2 separate regions of the Mus musculus genome follow, and region 2 is linked to region 1. The links are chromatin loops, found by intact Hi-C in ENCODE. Cell type or tissue: gastrocnemius. All regions are shown on one strand.

The links. Hi-C counts contacts between places; a loop is a spot of excess contacts. Peaks named below come from ENCODE experiments on the same cell type or tissue, not always from the same donor. Only the 100,000 strongest peaks of a DNase experiment are listed, where the experiment ranks them.
Region 2: a loop joins it to region 1, with 1.8 times the contacts of the local background. A loop is called at or near these places in 2 of 42 quality-filtered maps.

Annotation. Positions count from the first base shown.
Region 1 is chr2:118,542,432-118,550,431 of GRCm38, forward strand. It overlaps Bmf (BCL2 modifying factor), which reads right to left and starts at 7,255. Exons shown (of 5, transcript NM_138313.4): 1 at 7,109-7,255; 2 at 6,610-6,739; 3 at 4,285-4,581; 4 at 2,651-2,814. The coding sequence starts at 7,231. In gastrocnemius, CTCF peaks have their summits at 903 (motif pointing right), 3,493 and 6,411; DNase peaks (open chromatin) are centred at 1,977, 2,972, 3,495, 3,829 and 4 more places; H3K4me3 peaks cover 6,443 bases; H3K27ac peaks cover 7,894 bases.
Region 2 is chr2:118,739,337-118,747,336 of GRCm38, forward strand. It overlaps Inafm2 (InaF motif containing 2), which reads left to right and starts at 6,422. Exons shown (of 1, transcript NM_001301269.1): 1 at 6,422-8,000. The coding sequence starts at 6,779. The coding sequence ends at 7,237. In gastrocnemius, a CTCF peak has its summit at 4,129 (motif pointing right); DNase peaks (open chromatin) are centred at 4,119, 6,343, 6,936 and 7,400; H3K4me3 peaks cover 2,460 bases; H3K27ac peaks cover 1,964 bases.

The DNA of each region.
Region 1 (8,000 bases):
CAGAGAGGCACAGAGGCTCAGACATCCTGACCAGGGCAGCTGTGAGTTTGTCAGGAATCTGATCCTCCCTCCTCAGCAGAGAAACGGAAGGGGTCACTCTCTCAGAACCCATCACTGTCATCGGAAGGTCAATGTCACTGAGGTATCAGACATCCCTGCTGTATGTAGCCTGCCAGCCGAGAGGAAGGACAGAGCCTCTCCCTGGCCCTGCAGAGAGGTGGATACACATGCAAGCTTGAAAAGGTTTTCCCTTAAACGGGACACGGTGGTGCAGGCCTGTAATCCCAGAACTCAGGAAGGCTGAATCCAGTTTGAGTTATATAGCAAGACCCTGTTGTACCTACCCCTCCTCCCCGCAAAGGGAAGGAAGGAAGGAAAGAAGGAGAGGAGGGAGGGAAGGGAGGAGTGGGAGGAGAGAGGGAAGAAGGGAGGGGCGGAGGGAAGGAGAGAGAGGAGGAGGGAGAGAACTTTTTACCTCCATTCACATCACCCCCTGCTTTAGATGCCGGAGGAACTAGCAGTGGTCAGCGCCTGACTGATTTCTGCCTATAAATTCTTGTCTGTGACTCTAGGGGAGCCACTCTAAACCAGCAACCTAGGGAGCCAGATTAAGTCTTCCACTTAACCACACTCCTCAGGAAATATATGAGAAAAACAAATGGCCTAGAGGTAGGCACAAGGAATATGGCCAACATAAACTAACACCCAGGGCAGTTAGACACCTGCTGGCCTAGGGCCAGGACTGATACACTCAATATGCCAGCATGCCTTTCTACATCATTGTAATGTCCCACATCTCACTGGGCAGGAAAAGGAGAAAATAACAACAACTGAGGTCTATTACAAGGACAAAAGGGCAGCCAACAGTCATACTCTCATGCAATTCTCCTTCCCACCTCTTGGGGGCACTCTGGATGAGACAATAGCACCATATCTAGAACTGACCTGTGCCCTCAAAGAAGCAGCCCTAACTAGGAGAATTAATTTGTCAGTCAGTGAAGAGTAGGGAGACCTCAGGACAGGGTCTTCTCCTGAACCAGCTGTGAGGAGGCCTCTAGCCTGGTCTCCAGCATGCCAGAGCTCACTAACGGACAGGGGGCTATCCTGGGAAACAGCTGTTAACAGAGGCCAGATGATTGTGAGTGAAGAAAGAAAGCCTCCAGACGTGCTCTAGATGAGGCAGAGACTATGGCCACTGTGTCGCCCCATCCTCGTCAGTGTCAGGACCAGACACCATGAGTGAGCTGGGCTGAGCCATGGAATACGACCAAGGTGGATTAAATGTGCAGGAAAGAATCAGAAAGTGTCCAAACATGGACTGGGAGGGACTCGCTAAGCCAAGATTGGACAATATAATCATAGAAGGAATGGGGACCGTGGCTGGGCCACAGCAATTAGCCAGGCAGCCTTATAACCAAGCACAGAGCTAACCTCTCTCCAAATCACTTAAGGACTAGGAAAACCCATCAGAAATAGCTGTGGCACCCCAGTCCCTCTCAGAGAGCATAGGAAGCCTATAACACCCTGTGGCCTGTTTTCAGAAAACTCAGGGTCAGCTCCACCCTCTCCTGTCCGCAATGGTGTGTCTCTCAAGTCAAAGTTACTATTACCAGTAACTATTCTGGTTATCTGAATTATCTAAAATTGCCTATCTAATCTGCGGTTTATGCCCAGCCCTGACAGTTACTTGTTCCTGTGATCTAAACACAGACACACACACAGACACACACAGACACACACAGACACACACACACACACACACACACACACACACGCTGCAAGGATAAGAACACAGTCCCACAGGTAGAGATTGTGTTCATTCCCCTGTCTTGTGGCTTTGCTAGGTAGCATCTGTACCAGCAAGGATCCAGCCCCAGGCCCCGCCCCTGCCTTGGCAGCCATTCAGAAAGCCAGCCTGCCTGGGAAGGGTTAAGCACCTGGGGGCCCAGCACAGACGGTGGCTGGGCTGTCAAGCAGGACAACCTCCCATCCATGGCACAACGGGCTCCAGCACGAGCCTGCCAGCCGCCGCCTTTGTTGATGGACTCTGCCATGCTCGGCTGACACGCGATGCTCCGCCCAGACGGGGCTGGTGCCAGGCTGCCGGCCAAGCACCAGGCACTGCGCCCCGCCGTCCGTGGCTCTGGGGAGACTCCGAGGTACAATCTCCAGAGTCCTGTGCCTGGGTTCCCAGACACAGACAGTGAGGACTGGCTCCCCAGCTGGAAAGTGTCAGGTTTCAACCGGTTCTACCACTTTCCCCCACTCAGGCCCCATCTCAGGACTGATTACTGGTTTCCCACTGTTCCTCGGCCAGGCACACCCCCAACTGCTCAGTTTCACTGCTGCATTCGGCAAGAGGCAAGCCCTTCACTTGGGTCCAGAGAGTTTGTCAAACCAGACTACAGGAAGCCATCCCATTGGCAGGGAGTGATGGCAGCAGCATCTTCCACCTCTTGTGAAGCTGAGTAGGTAGCTGGAGCTCTCAAGGACAGGAGTACTCATCTAATTGTGCTACCTGGGTCCATCCGTAATTGACAGTAGCCAAGACCAAAACTCTTAAACACACCCAGAGGTCTAGTAACCCCTGGCTCTGGCTTCCCAGCCTCAACAGCCTCAAAGCCCCCCCCCCCCCAACCCTCATGCCTACTTGTTGCGTATGAAGCCGATGGAACTGGTCTGCAATACACTGAAGCTTTCTGGCGATCTGCACCTCTGCTCGGTGCTGAAGGAACTGTCCTTCAGGGGGCTGCTCCCCAAGGGGTGAGCCTGCAGGGAAACTGGCAGGGAGAGGAAGCCTGTAGCCAGCGTTGCCTGCAAAAACAGAGAATCCACAACTCAGCCTTTTCTCCCCTTAGCCCATCTTCTCCATGTCAGCCCTTTCTGGCCAAGACCTGGAGTTACTGGTAAAGCTCAGGACAGAAGGAAGAGGAAGCAGCCTGGCCTTTACCAGGGCATCCTGCCAAACTTGGACAGCTGCCCAAGACTATAAACGTTGGTACAGGGCCGAGGGTGTAGCTTAGGAGTAGCTGAATATTTAGTACACATGAGCGCGTGTGTGCACACACATATACACGCGCACACATGCACACACACTTATGCTGGAAAAACAGGAAAGAATACAGACCCTGCCTTCTCCTCAGCACTGTCCTGTCAGTGCCATGGCATAGCACAGGGTGCTAACGTGTGTGACGACCATGCCAAGCTTCTGGCATTTATCAGGCTGTACTTGACCTAAATGTGTTACTCGGGTAGCAGTAGGTGGAAGCGCTTCTCTGGGATAACTCTCCAGAGTTCCTGGGTTGTGCAAAGCAGACAAGGAAAAGCAAAACAAACAAAAAAACCCAAAAGTGCCTTCGTTTTTCTAGTATAGTTAGGGAGAGCTGGGCTCATCACTCAGAGATCAGAGCAGCAGCAGCAAAGCGGATGAGAAAACTCCTGAGGCCCACAGAGCAGCCAAGTCGGCTCACCGAGTGCTGGCACCAGAACGGCCGCTGGGGGCGCCTGCCACCTCCTGCCTCCTCCCTCTTCCAGCCCGAAGCAGGCCTCATCCAGCTTCTCTGACTCCCGCCAGAACTGCTTTTCCAGAAGTGCCCTATGGGCAGTTCCCTCTGAGAGTAAGTGCAGCGCGCTCCTCAGGGCTCCTCGGTCTGCTCCCGCAGACACAGCAGGATGACCTCTGAGCCTTTACCCTCCCTCCACAGGCCAGTGCACTAAAAGAAGAAAACAGACCGAGTGTCTAATCCTGCCCTCTTGCCAGAGGAGGGCATATTTCTCATAAAACAAACCCTTGAAGCCCACAAATGAAGGGGTCTTGTCTGATTTAGCCTTAGTAACAACCCCTCTCCTGGCACTGAGCCCAGATAGGCCCAACCTCTTTCTCCAGTTCCCCTTCCCAGCACAGAAAGTCCCAAATGGCAACTGGAAGCCACCTTCTGTCTTTGGGAATCTTCCGTATAAGTACTGGCTGAGTGGTACAGTGACACATGGTTTAAAACTCCCTTCCACCTCGAGAAAGGCAAATCAGCACTGGGGCCAAAGGGCAGAGCCACTGAAACGACATAGGATGTGAAAGGAGATTGCAGGGACCAAGAAACCCCTCCAAGAAGAACAGAAAGAACAAAGCAGTTTGCTCTATTGGGGGCCCAAGCTCAGGTGAGGAAGGCTGAAAGCTCTTGAATAGATAGCCCTGGCTGTTCAGTTTGAGGAAGGAAATAGTACAGAGCAGGTTTAGGGAGGGAAAGTCCCCTCTTTCCCCCAATCTCTAAGGTTAAGAGCACTCACCGTAAAAGAGTCTCTGGGGTTCCTCTGTCACCCCACAAGGCAGCATGACACCCTGGCTTGGGGAAGCTGGACTGAGGGTCTGAGTGGCCTTGTCTTCCTGGCTTATGGGCCGGAGTCCGGGACCACAGCAATGGGTGAGAGGGAAGAGCTGGAGTCGACTGAGGGGACAGTCCAGCTGGCTCTGGGCAAACAGGTCAGCAGAGAGCAAGCCCCCAGGCTGTGTCCCTGGCTCCCCATCCTCTGACTGGAACACATCATCTTCTAGCTCCTCCACACACTGAGGTGGCTCCATCTCTCCTGTCAGAGAACAATGGAAGCATCTGGGCTGCTGTCCTACTGAGGCCAGACCTAGGATTCCCCTCCCCTCCTTCCTTCCCCCCTCACCCCCCACCCCTGCTCTTCTTATGTGAGGGAACCAAGCCAACTTCTGATGATACACAACCCTGGTAATAAAACACCACCAAGGGTGACATTCACCCCCAAAATGTGGCCTCTATGGTCAGGGCCCCTCCATGCCTTTTCTCTGTACCTGCCAGAGCCACCCTCCCCCCATCCCCCACCCCACCCCCTCCTCTGACCTAGGCTGGTCACAAAGTTTGACACTGAGGATTTGCGAGCAACAGCAAGGGTAGGATCAGGTGCTACCACCGGGTACCTGGGGACATAGAAGCAAGACTAGCCTCTGTAAGTGGCTGTGGAGGCTCAGAAGGGGACACTTACTGACTATACAAAAGTGCACAACATACTTATGTGCACACACACACACACACACACACACACTTCCTAAGCAGGAACCTCCAGGCTCTCGGCGAAGTCTGAACTCCAGGCTAAGCAGCAAAAACAAGAGCCAGGAATTGTAGAGCAGCCAGGTTCCCTCCTAACGTGCTAAGCCCCACCCTGCTGCACATCTCCACCCCCTCCTTGCACAACACAACAAACAGGCTCTGTGGTGTGGTGAGTGTGTCCTGGAACAGGGGACGTAACTTAGTCACTCCAGCTGGCCAGCTGGCTTAGCTCCCGTCCAGAGGAGCAAAGCTGCCTGCTCACCACAGGTTAATCTGGAGGGTTGAATCGGCCTCTAGCAAAGTGTCCAGCTAATTCTACTCGCTAATCTTCGTGACTTCCAATTCTCATCCACTCAGCCTCCCATTCCTGCCAGAGCTGAACCTGAGATAGGTGCAAAGTGCCTCGCAGAAGGAAGTGAAATTCAGCCCTCCTGCTGAGCGCTCTCTCCCTGCCTACACAGTGGGGCTGTTTCTTAGTGTTAAGTTCCTCTCGCTCCACCTGACAGCTCATGAAATTCTGCACTTGGAGTCACCCGGCAGCTTGAACTTCCAAGCTGACCTCGCCTGAGTTAGGGCCCCTGGGGCAACCAGAAGCATCAACAAGCACCTGAATGGTTAAGGAGATGCAAGGACAAATTTTGTCATCATCAGACTGCTGGGGATTCCAGGGAGTTCCGATCCCCACTTTATTGCCTTTGAAAGACAAGCCAAGTAGTTTGTGGGGCTAAGTCTTTACAGAAATCTCAGTTAGGTTCAGAAACCTTACTTTCCCAAATGCAAGCTCTGTGAGGTTCTTACTTCAACCCTCAAGCCTTACCCCATCCCACCCCTGAGCTATCCGTAGTCCTGTGCCCTCTTCCCTGGAGAATGACTCCATGCCTGCTATTGTTCCGATAGGAAAGGGGTAACTCCAGCGTAAAGTTTCCAGATGAAAGGACCAAGAGATGTCACCTAGCAGTGCTTCTTCTGTCCTTCAACCTCTTCTTTGCAGTGTGGCTATCCCAACCAAAGTAGGGACTCTCCAGAGCCAATCACAAGCAGGAGTCATTGTCTTGGTGTTTCTTTTGAAGCCTATCACTCCCCTCCCCCTCCCAGCAAAGCCCCAAAGTTCAACCCTTGCCTAGACTGGACAGTGGGGGAGGTGCAGCCAGAGGGTGTGGCTCTGAAAACGCGGAGGACCCCCCCCCACTTTGCACAAGAACTGCAGGTGGCTCTCCAGTTAGTGTGAACCTCGGAGGGGCTCTGGGCAAAGTCAAAAGTAAACTGGGGAAGAGTGGAGACCCTCAGCTTCCCTGAGCTAAAGTGGTAAAGTCCAGACTGATAGGAAGAGGGCACTTCCTGAGAGCACCGCCAGGGAATGCTTTATTCCTAGCAAAGGTCTTAAAGTCCGCTGGAGCCATCGCAGAACTTCGGCGATCCAACTAGGATGCTCAATATAAACTCCTCCTCTTAGGAGTTAGCACTAGCCAGATACCTTGAACTCAATAGTGGCTAAGATCTCAGGACACACGCGCACGCACATGCACACACGCACACACACCTGGGTGACTCCAGGACAGCGTCTCAGCCTCCGAGTTGTGATGCCAGGGCTCTGCGCCAGGGTCCAGGGTGAAGAACACTCGGGGGGCTTGGTGCCCACACTCGATTGGGAAGAAGGGGGCAAACTCCAGCTGTTAAGAAGAGGAGCCTTCAGACTCCGCAGGGAGGCAAAATGCACCACAACTTACGGCCCCACCCCACAGTTACACCCGGAGGCCAGAGCGTCCGGGAGCTTGGCAGTGGACCCCAGGATCATTTGCTCACCTACTTTTAACTCCGAATTCCAAATGCTTCCCGAAAGCCCCTCTTGGAGCAGCAACCACAAATTTGTGCTCTGCACCTCGTTCCCACATCCCTGCACCCCAACTCCCCGTGGTCACCCCAGATGCCCGCAGTCCAAACCCTTCCCCGGGCCCCCACGCGCTGCGCGACTCCGCTCCCCACTTCCCGGAGGAGGTACGATCCAACTCCGCCTAGCCCCCCGCCGCCCGGGCGCTCACCGGGCTGCGGTGGGAGGCGGTGGCGCGGGCTGCGGCAGCGACTGCTGCAGGCGCGAGCTGGCGCGGGAGGAGGCCACGGCACACCGCGCGGTATTGTTTCCAAAATACGCCCGCTCCGGGCATCCCGCAAACAGCTGATGAGGCCCCGCCCCTCTTTGCGTCACTCCAACCACTGACCAATGGCAAGTGGAGGTCCAAGTCTCAAGCTGGGCAGCTGCCAGGGACAATCACCAATGTACAAACCTTCCCTTGGAAACATTATAAGGGGCCGGGCGCATTTCTGACCTCCGTCAGAAGCGCAATTGGAGCGCTGTAGAGGGTGAGGATTCGGTTCCTAATGCAAGCCCCAGAAACGACAGAGAGTCCCTAGGTTTTCTACTAGGTAGTGGGGGGACAAGACGCCTAAGTGACTTTTGTCTACTTGGAAATGGGCTGAGTTATTGCAGGACTTCCAAAAAGCCGGCTCAGGAGGAGACTGGGAGTTTTCAGACGCGCCTTGTAATATATAGCGGAAAAAAAAAAAAACCGAGCTGCTGGTCCCTAATAAAAAAAAAGCAAAACAAATAAAAAACCAAAACAAAAAACTGCCCTCTTTCCTGTTGGGCGTGTCTGAGGAAAGCTGGAGGAGAACACGTGTGTCTGCATCTAGAACCAAATGACATTCGGATCCATCAAGTGCAAAGAAAGGCCATGTCCTCTCTTCTAGACTGTGGAAGATCACTGTTGAAAAAAGGACTCTAGCAGAGGGGAAATCAAAGGGGTAGCTCGGACAGCCCTATCTATGGCAGCAGCAGAAGGCTGTTCTTGGACTGCTAAGAAAGCAAAACGCATCTCGTGTACTATGGCCAATCTAGGGATGACTCCACATTTTTTTGAACACCTACTATGTGCC
Region 2 (8,000 bases), 200 kb after region 1:
GACAGGTGAGAGGCCATGTGGGTACTAGGGACTGAAACTGGATCCTCTGGGAAAGCATTGAGCCATGACTCCAGCCCCTGAATTCTTTATGAATTCTGGATATTAGTCCCCTGTCAGATGAATAGCTGGTAACCGCCCCCCCCCATGCACACACACACACACCCCTATTTCTTTTGCAATGAAGAAGCCCTTTCATTGATGGAATGAATCCAAGATGTCATTTTTTGCTGGTTAATATGTATGAGTGTTTTGTCTATATGTGTGTCTCTGCATCACAGGTATGCCTGGAGCTCCTGTAGGCCCATTCTGAAGATCTTTGCCTAGTCCTATGTCTTGAAGTGTTTTCCTCTGGAAGTTTAAGTTTCTCCCTTCCCTTCCCTTTTCCTTTCCTTTCCTTTCCTTTCCTTTCCTTTCCTTTCCTTTCCTTTCCTTTCCTTTCCTTTCCTTTCCTTTCCTTTCCTTTCCTTTCCTTTCCTTTCCTCTCTCTCTCTCTCTCTCTCTCTCTCTCTCTCTCTCTCTCTCTCTCTCTCTCTCTCCTCTCTCTCTTTCTTTCTTTTAAAGGTTTATTTATTTATGTATAGGAGTACACTGTCTTCAGACACACCAGAAGAGGGCATCAGATCCCATTACAGATGGTTGTGAGCCACCATGTGGTTGCTGGGAATTGAACTCAGGACCTCAGGAAGAGCAGTCAGTGAGCCATCTCTCCAGCCTCCTCTGGAAGTTTCAATGTTTCCAATCTTACATTAAGTTCTCAGACCTTTTTAGAGACTTCACAGAGTCAAAATTATTTTCACAATACTGAGATGTATATTTTGCCTTTTAAACAGTTCTGATGCTCACACCAATGTTACAAATGTAGTAGTATGAAGGAAGCAACACATGAACTATGAGTTTAAGAGGGGAAAAGGAAGAAAAGGGAGAAAACCCAAGTTCACGTAAGAGCATGTTCACAAGCAATTACTGGTGTTACGCTATACCAAATCACAACACTTATGCACAGCCCCTTCTAATATTCTCAGTGACTGGCTGTAGAGTACTCTACTGCACACACAAGTATAACTGTCCCTTTGGGGAAACCATTTGAGTGACTGGGTTATGACCTAAACTGGCCACCTTTGCTGTGGAACATTATTCTCACTTGAAGAATAAATGACATCAAGCTGTTGTCATGCAGACTTGATGACTTGGCAGGTGTTTCCTCAAACGTGAACCAAGTGTCCCTGTCACTTTGAGGAAAACTGACATCTGTTGCCAGTGATAAGAATTTGACCTTTCAAGTAAAAATAGAATTTGGAATAACCTGTATGCGCTATTATGAGCGTGACTGATTTCCAGGGCTTAAACTGTTTCTGGTATCACCAAATATGATTATTATACTGCATCATTAAATGTATCAATATTTGGAAAATGCATGCCAGCAAGTCAGTATCTTCCTAATAACTAAAACAGGATGTTACAAAATCATACATAGATAAAAGTGCTTTCCCGAGAGCAAGATAGACAGTGACTTTAATCAAGTAAGTACCAAAAGTCCACTGATAAAGTAATAGTGGGGTATGGGTTTTTGTTTGTTTGTTTAGTGGGTTTGGCTTGGTGTTTGTCTTTCTTTCTTTCTTTCTTTCTTTCTTTCTTTCTTTCTTTCTTTCTTTCTTTCTTTCTTTCTTTCTTTCTTTCTTCCTTCCTTCCTTCCTTCCTTCCTTTCTTTCTTTCTTTCTTTCTTTCTTTCTTTTTTTTTTGAGTCAGAGTTTTTCTTTGTATCTCTGGTTGTCCTGGAAATCACTCTTAAGACCAAACTGGTCTTGAACTCTGAGATCCACCTGTCTTTACCTCCTCAGTACTAAGATTAAAGGCCTATGCCACTGCCACCCCCACCCGGCTAGTAATAACGTTTATAGTCTGCATTGCAACTTCCACTTAGCACTTGTTGAGATTCGGTGTAGTACAAAAAATAGCCACAGCGATCCGAAAGACTACTAAAATACTCCTCTATTTTCCAACCACACATCTACACGATGCCAGATTTTCTTTATATATTTTGACCGAAGGAGCACAGTGCCAGCAAAAGTAAGCCTCCAGCTGTCTTCTGTAAAGCAACGTTCATTGGAGTTGTAAAAATGTGAAACTGGCCAGGCATAGTGACACACGCCTTTAATCACAACACTGGGGAGGCAGAGACAGGCAGAGCCCTGTGAGTTGAAAGCTGGCCTCATCTACATAGCAAGTTCCAAGAAAGCCAGGGCTACCTGTAACCCACCTTGGCAACTTAGTAAGTCAACTTACTTTAAAAATAACCACGTTACTTTAAAAAAACTGTTTTAAAAAGAAATATAGTGATTTTCATAAAAACATGTCCTTTATTCACATGCAATGGAGTTGTAATGTCCTAACAAATTAATAGTTTATAAATCCCTGCCTCATTTCTAATATGGAAATTTATTAATAACTATAACCCACACAAACAAAAGGATTTATTTAGGTGCATCAGCGTTTTGCCTACATGTGTGTGTGAGGGTATCAGATCTTAGAGTTACAGACAGTTGTGAGCTGCCATGTGGGTGCTGGGAATTGAACTCGGGTCCTCTGGAAGAGCAGCCAGTTCAATGCTCTCAACTGCCAAGTCATCTCTCTAGCCCAACAAAACTCAATTTTTTAAATGTCTGTCTCATGTTGCCAAGTTTGGTCTTGAATTCCCAGCCTGGAGTGGCTTCCCTACCTCAGCCTCTCAGGTAGCTAGGACTACATGCATGTGCTACCAAGGCTAGCTCTGGAAACCTGAGATAAAGTGCTTGAGAGCCTCTGGCACAACTGAGGCACAATGAACCATTGTGAGCTGGCCAGCTAGCTTGCCCCAGGGCCATGACAGTATCAACCTGATCCGTAGATCTACTGGACAGGAACCCTACCTGCACTGGATGCTCATCATGTTAACAGCTCAGCAACCAGCTTCTGTTATTTCAGATCAGTTATAGAGCAGCCTCTTGCTGGCTTCCAGAGGACAGCTCACACTGAGAAGCCCCATGGTACAATATGGGTATCTGTCCCACCAGCCAGTCCTCATTGCTTTGATACCCAAGTATTGTCTGAGCCTTCTGGCCAGGCTTAAATAGGCTCCTGGCCACACATAGACTATCCACAGTAGCACCCCAGCTCTTAGTGTTTTTTTTTAAACCCTTCTTCCACGGCAGTTCTGGCATTTTATTCTGGTGTTGCTCCAGTCTCCCAAGGTCTTTATCAGGGCACAAAATCCTGCTTCCCAGGCTAGTGCTTCCATAACAACAGACTCCCTAACTCAATGTCATGTTCAGTCTTTCCCACACCCCACTCACCTATACTACACATCTGCCTCTGCCTCCTGCCAGTCCATGGCGTCCACTTCTGCAACTCCTTCAGGGTGCACGGTGCCTTCCCTCTTGCCCAGAAGGACGCTGCAGATCTCTGGTTGGGTTTCATCACAGTTTCATTCTACTTAATGGCCTGGTAGTTGGGGAGAAAGAGGCAACTTCCTTTCCTGCCTGAGGACAGTTGCCAGGAACAGTAGCAGCAGGGAGCTGTCCATAGCCAATACTCCTAGCAGAGTATCTCTATCCCATGGACTCGTGGCTGGTGCCCCCACAGAATAAACCTTGTCTACAGAGACAAGGTTTGGCTGTGCTTCCAAGCAGAGTAGAGCAAGAATTACGCATCTAAGTCCTGAAGTCAGAAAGACTTGAGTGTTACTTGAATTCTAGTCACGTGATCCTGGGTAAGCACCAGTTTCTTCTACAAAATGGAGATAGATATTAGCTCCCTAGTATATTGCAAATAGTTATGACTTCAGACATAGTGCCTGGCACATACCAAGACTATAAGGTTGTGCCTCTGCTTTGATTGCTTTGAACTTTTCTAGAGGCTGAAAGGACTTCTTCAGGGAGCAGACAGCGTGGCTGCTCGGCAGAGACAGTCATTTAGCTGAGGCGGCACAGCACTCCACAGGAATGTTGTACAAGAGGCTCTAGGGTGGTTGAGGATATTCACCAAAGATGGCCTTTTGGGTCCATTCTGTCCCCAAACTTGCTTTGATTCTTGAGTTCCTGCCTAACCTTGGTGGGGGAGAGGCACTTAGAAAAGCATATTCACTTTCAGGCCACTAGGGGGCCATTTACTTGCCGGCAACAGGAATACGCTAATGGTTTCTTAATGGCTCAGGCACCAGGGAGATCAGGCTCAATTATATCTGAAAGCATTTTGAGTTCCAGGGGTAAAAGACACTATGTAAATCTAGATAATAAATAGTGCTTATTGACGACAGGTTAAAGAATCTGGCACTGTTTCATTTGGGGAAGAATAGGGAGAGGAATTGAATAAGAGCTTCAAGTACATCATTGTTTAGAATAAAGAAGGAGTGACACGTTGTTTTCCCGACTCTGCTGGGAAGCAAGCAAGAAAAAGGAAGTGTAATTTGCAGCAGAAATATGAAGAGGCAATATGGAGTGCATTCCAGAAAGGGAGTCAAGGGGGCTTTAACAAAGATTTAAGATCTTGTGTGAGATCTTAAACTGTAATTCACCTTGGGATGGTCCTACGATCAACCCCACCAGGAAGGCCAGAGAACAACTGAGAAAGGAGAAAAGGACATTTGATTGCAATTTTTGGACTTTAATACTACAGGCCACCTTCAAGACCTGCTCTGGCTGCTCCAGAACAGTACCCCGTCCCGCCCCCACCCCTGTGTGTGTCTCTCTCTCATACACACACACACACACACCACCACCACCACCACCACCACCACCACCACCACCACCACCTATCAATCCACAGAAGCCCATAAACACTAAACTCTCAATGTCCTTGTAATATCTCAGAAATTAAAAAGGCACGGTTTGCCAGGCAGTGGTGGCGCATGCCTTTAATCCCACACTTGGGAGGCAGAGGCAGGTGGATTTCGGAGTCCGAGGCCAGCCTGGTCTACAGAGTGAGTTCCAGGACAGCCAGGGCTACACAGAGAAATCCTGTCTCGAAAAACCAAACCAACCAACCAAACAAACAAAAAACAAACAAACAAAAGGCTCCTTGAAATAGTATTGGGTGGCCCATTGCTAGAGACACAGCCCCACCTGAGCCTCCAACCAGGACCAGATTAGAAACTTGTGGTTCGAAGCCCACTAGTACACTGCATTCTGGTAGCGCTTCCATGGGATGGAAAATTTGGGGAAGGGCTTGGATAAGGAAAGTCAAAGTCAAAGGAAAGGGAGAAGTGGAAAGGGCAGAGGGAGTCCTGCCCAAGAGGTTAGAAGTCAGTGGGGCCCTCGCAGAGGCCACGCCCCACCCCAACTACATCAGGACCACAGACCTTTCTCCTACTCAGACTCATAGTTCTCTAATCCACTGAGACATCCAGGCTGCTCACAAAGACAGTTTTGGGAACACAGGGAGAGTCAAGCAAGAGGCACCCAGAAATCAATCGCGGTGAATTACAAAGAGGAAATAGGGATGAAACAAGCAAAGGGGAAGAGGGTGAAAGTATAGAAAGGGTGGTACTAAGAGTCCCTGCGTGCAGAGGGGTGGCCGGCATCCAAAGGGCCCTAAGAGCAAAAAGGCTGAAGCCTGGAAGGAACAAGCCTCAATGGGAAAAGACAGTTCTCTACATCCTGGGGTTGAAGAGAATCAAAGAATGAAAACGCTGGGAGATGTCCTCCACCAGTTCAGTGCAGCCCCTTGGGTACAATTCGAGACCAGTCCTGAAAGTCAGAAGACCAGAAAGTAGGACCTGAGACCTGTTGTGGGATTTGAGATTATGCTGGCAGGTCAGCCTAAGAAACAAACTCAACCTTTGGCTCTTGTCCCTGTGGCTCACAGTAGTCTGACTCAAGGGTCCTAAGAGGACCCAATCAGGCAAGATTCGAGTGGTCTCGGAGTCCAGACCAACAGAAAAAAGGAAGCGAGACTGACTGCGGTGTGCGGGCGCCAGGTTCCCAGACCCGAACCAGGCTCTTTGGGGTGAAGGGATCTGGGACACTATCCCCTCACTATTCTAGAGCTACCCGAGAGCACAAGCTTAGTGTTAGCTCCACTTCGGAGACCCGGTGTAGGTGGGCCTGGTTAGTTCTCCCACCTACCATCTCCTAGCCTGGGCCATGTGAGGAGACGCCTGAGTTGACAGCTTTCTACGGAGCCTGCCCCTCCCTGCCACCTCCCGGTTCCGCACTCCCTCCCGCAAAGTGCCTTTCCCCCTTTAAAGAAGCTCCTGTCGCCCCTTTAAGGCCCAGCCTCCCTTAACTCTCTCTTAACTGGGCGTCCCCCACGGGGCCCACGATTCCCCGCCGCAGCCGCCTCCCAGCGCGGCACTTCCGGGCCCCTACATCGCCCTTTTAAGGGGCAGCCCCCCGGCAGCGCGCGGCCCCGCCCCCTGCACCGGCGCGCCCCGCGGGGGAGCCGGGCTAGAGCCGGAGCGCGCGGTCCGCGCGGCCACTGGAGACCAGGCGGCCGGCGGCCGGGCAGGCGGCGGCAGCGGCAGCGGATGGGGACGCGGAGTCGGGCGGCTGTGGCTGTGGCGGCGGCCGGGAAGCAGCTGGCGGGCCGGCGGCGGCGGCGGCGCTGGCGGCGGTGACGGGCCCAGGCCCCGGCGGCGGCAGCGACGCGGTGGCGGGCTGCGGGCGGGCGGCGTGAGGAGCAGCGGCGGAGCGCGGGGCCGCCGGGAAGCCAGGGCGCCGAGACGCCCCCTGCCCAGTCCTCGCAGGCCGCCAGGCCCCCTCCAGCCGGGGCCGTGGAGCACCGGGGCAAAGGCCGGGGCCCCCCCATGAAGGAGCGCGACGCGGCCCCGGCCGAGCGGGGCAAGCCGGCCACCTACACCGGGGACAAGAAGGCGAAGATGGCGGCCAAGACCAACAAGAAGTGGGTCCGGCTAGCCACGGTGTTCGCCTACGTGCTCTCCGTGTCGCTGGCCGCCATCGTACTGGCCGTCTACTACAGTCTCATCTGGCAGCCGGTGGGTGCCGGGACCTCGGGGGGAGCCGTCGGCCCGCCCCCCAGCGGCTCCAACACCACCGGCCCGTCTGGGACTTCGGGGGTGGCGGCGGGGCCCAACACCACCGGGTCGTCCCGCCGCGAGGCGCCACGCGACGCACCCCCGCTGCAGGCGGCGAGGCCGGCGCCCCCGGAGCCCGCTGCAGACAGCCCCCTGGCTGGGCCGCTCGAACGGCCGCGGGGGCTGGACGAGGACGAAGAGGAAGCGGCCGAAGAGCCCCGGAGTCGTTGAATCTCTCCGCGTTGGGGACGGTCGGGAATCATCGTCCCCTAAGCCCCCAAGCAGGACTTTGCAGCAGGACCGGCTCCGGAGCCCGCCGGAGTGACCCCTACGCGAGCGTACGCCCCCACACACCTCAGCGATCGCCAGTTTGCCCCGGGAGCCGGTAATGCACAACCGGATCTTCAGCCAAGGGACCACGATTCGCCGGGGACTCGGGGTTTGATCTTCCCAGCACCGTGCTGCGCCAGGGCCCTGAGCCATAAGGGGAACTGGGGGGGAGGGTGGAGAGAGCCTAGCACCCAGCCCTTCAGCGCTGCTAGCTCTGGTGTTTCCTAAACGCAGGGGGTGACTCGGGCGCCCCCTCCCCAAGACTCAGGGGAAGGTAGGGAGTTGTGTAGGGGCTCTTTTTTTTTTTTTTTTTTAAATAAGCCGAGGCTCTCCCAAAGAAGAGAGCACCAAAAGTAGCGGAGCTCAGGTACGTCAACCTAGTTGCAGTGGCCAGACATGCGTTTAATTTATAGATCCCTGTATATAGTTGTTGACATATGCACTAGACGCTATAATCACATAGAACTCTATGTATCTCCCCACAGCCTGGGTAGCTACTGAATGGTGGGGTCCAGCAAGGGCTATTTGCTGGCCTTCAAACTGCACTTAGCCAGAAGGGCACAAACACAAGCTTTTTTTTTTTTTTCTTTTCCATCACCCACTCTTTCACCTGTTCCCTTCCTGTTTCAGAAAGATAAGTTCCTGACGTTCTTGCACAAGAGTA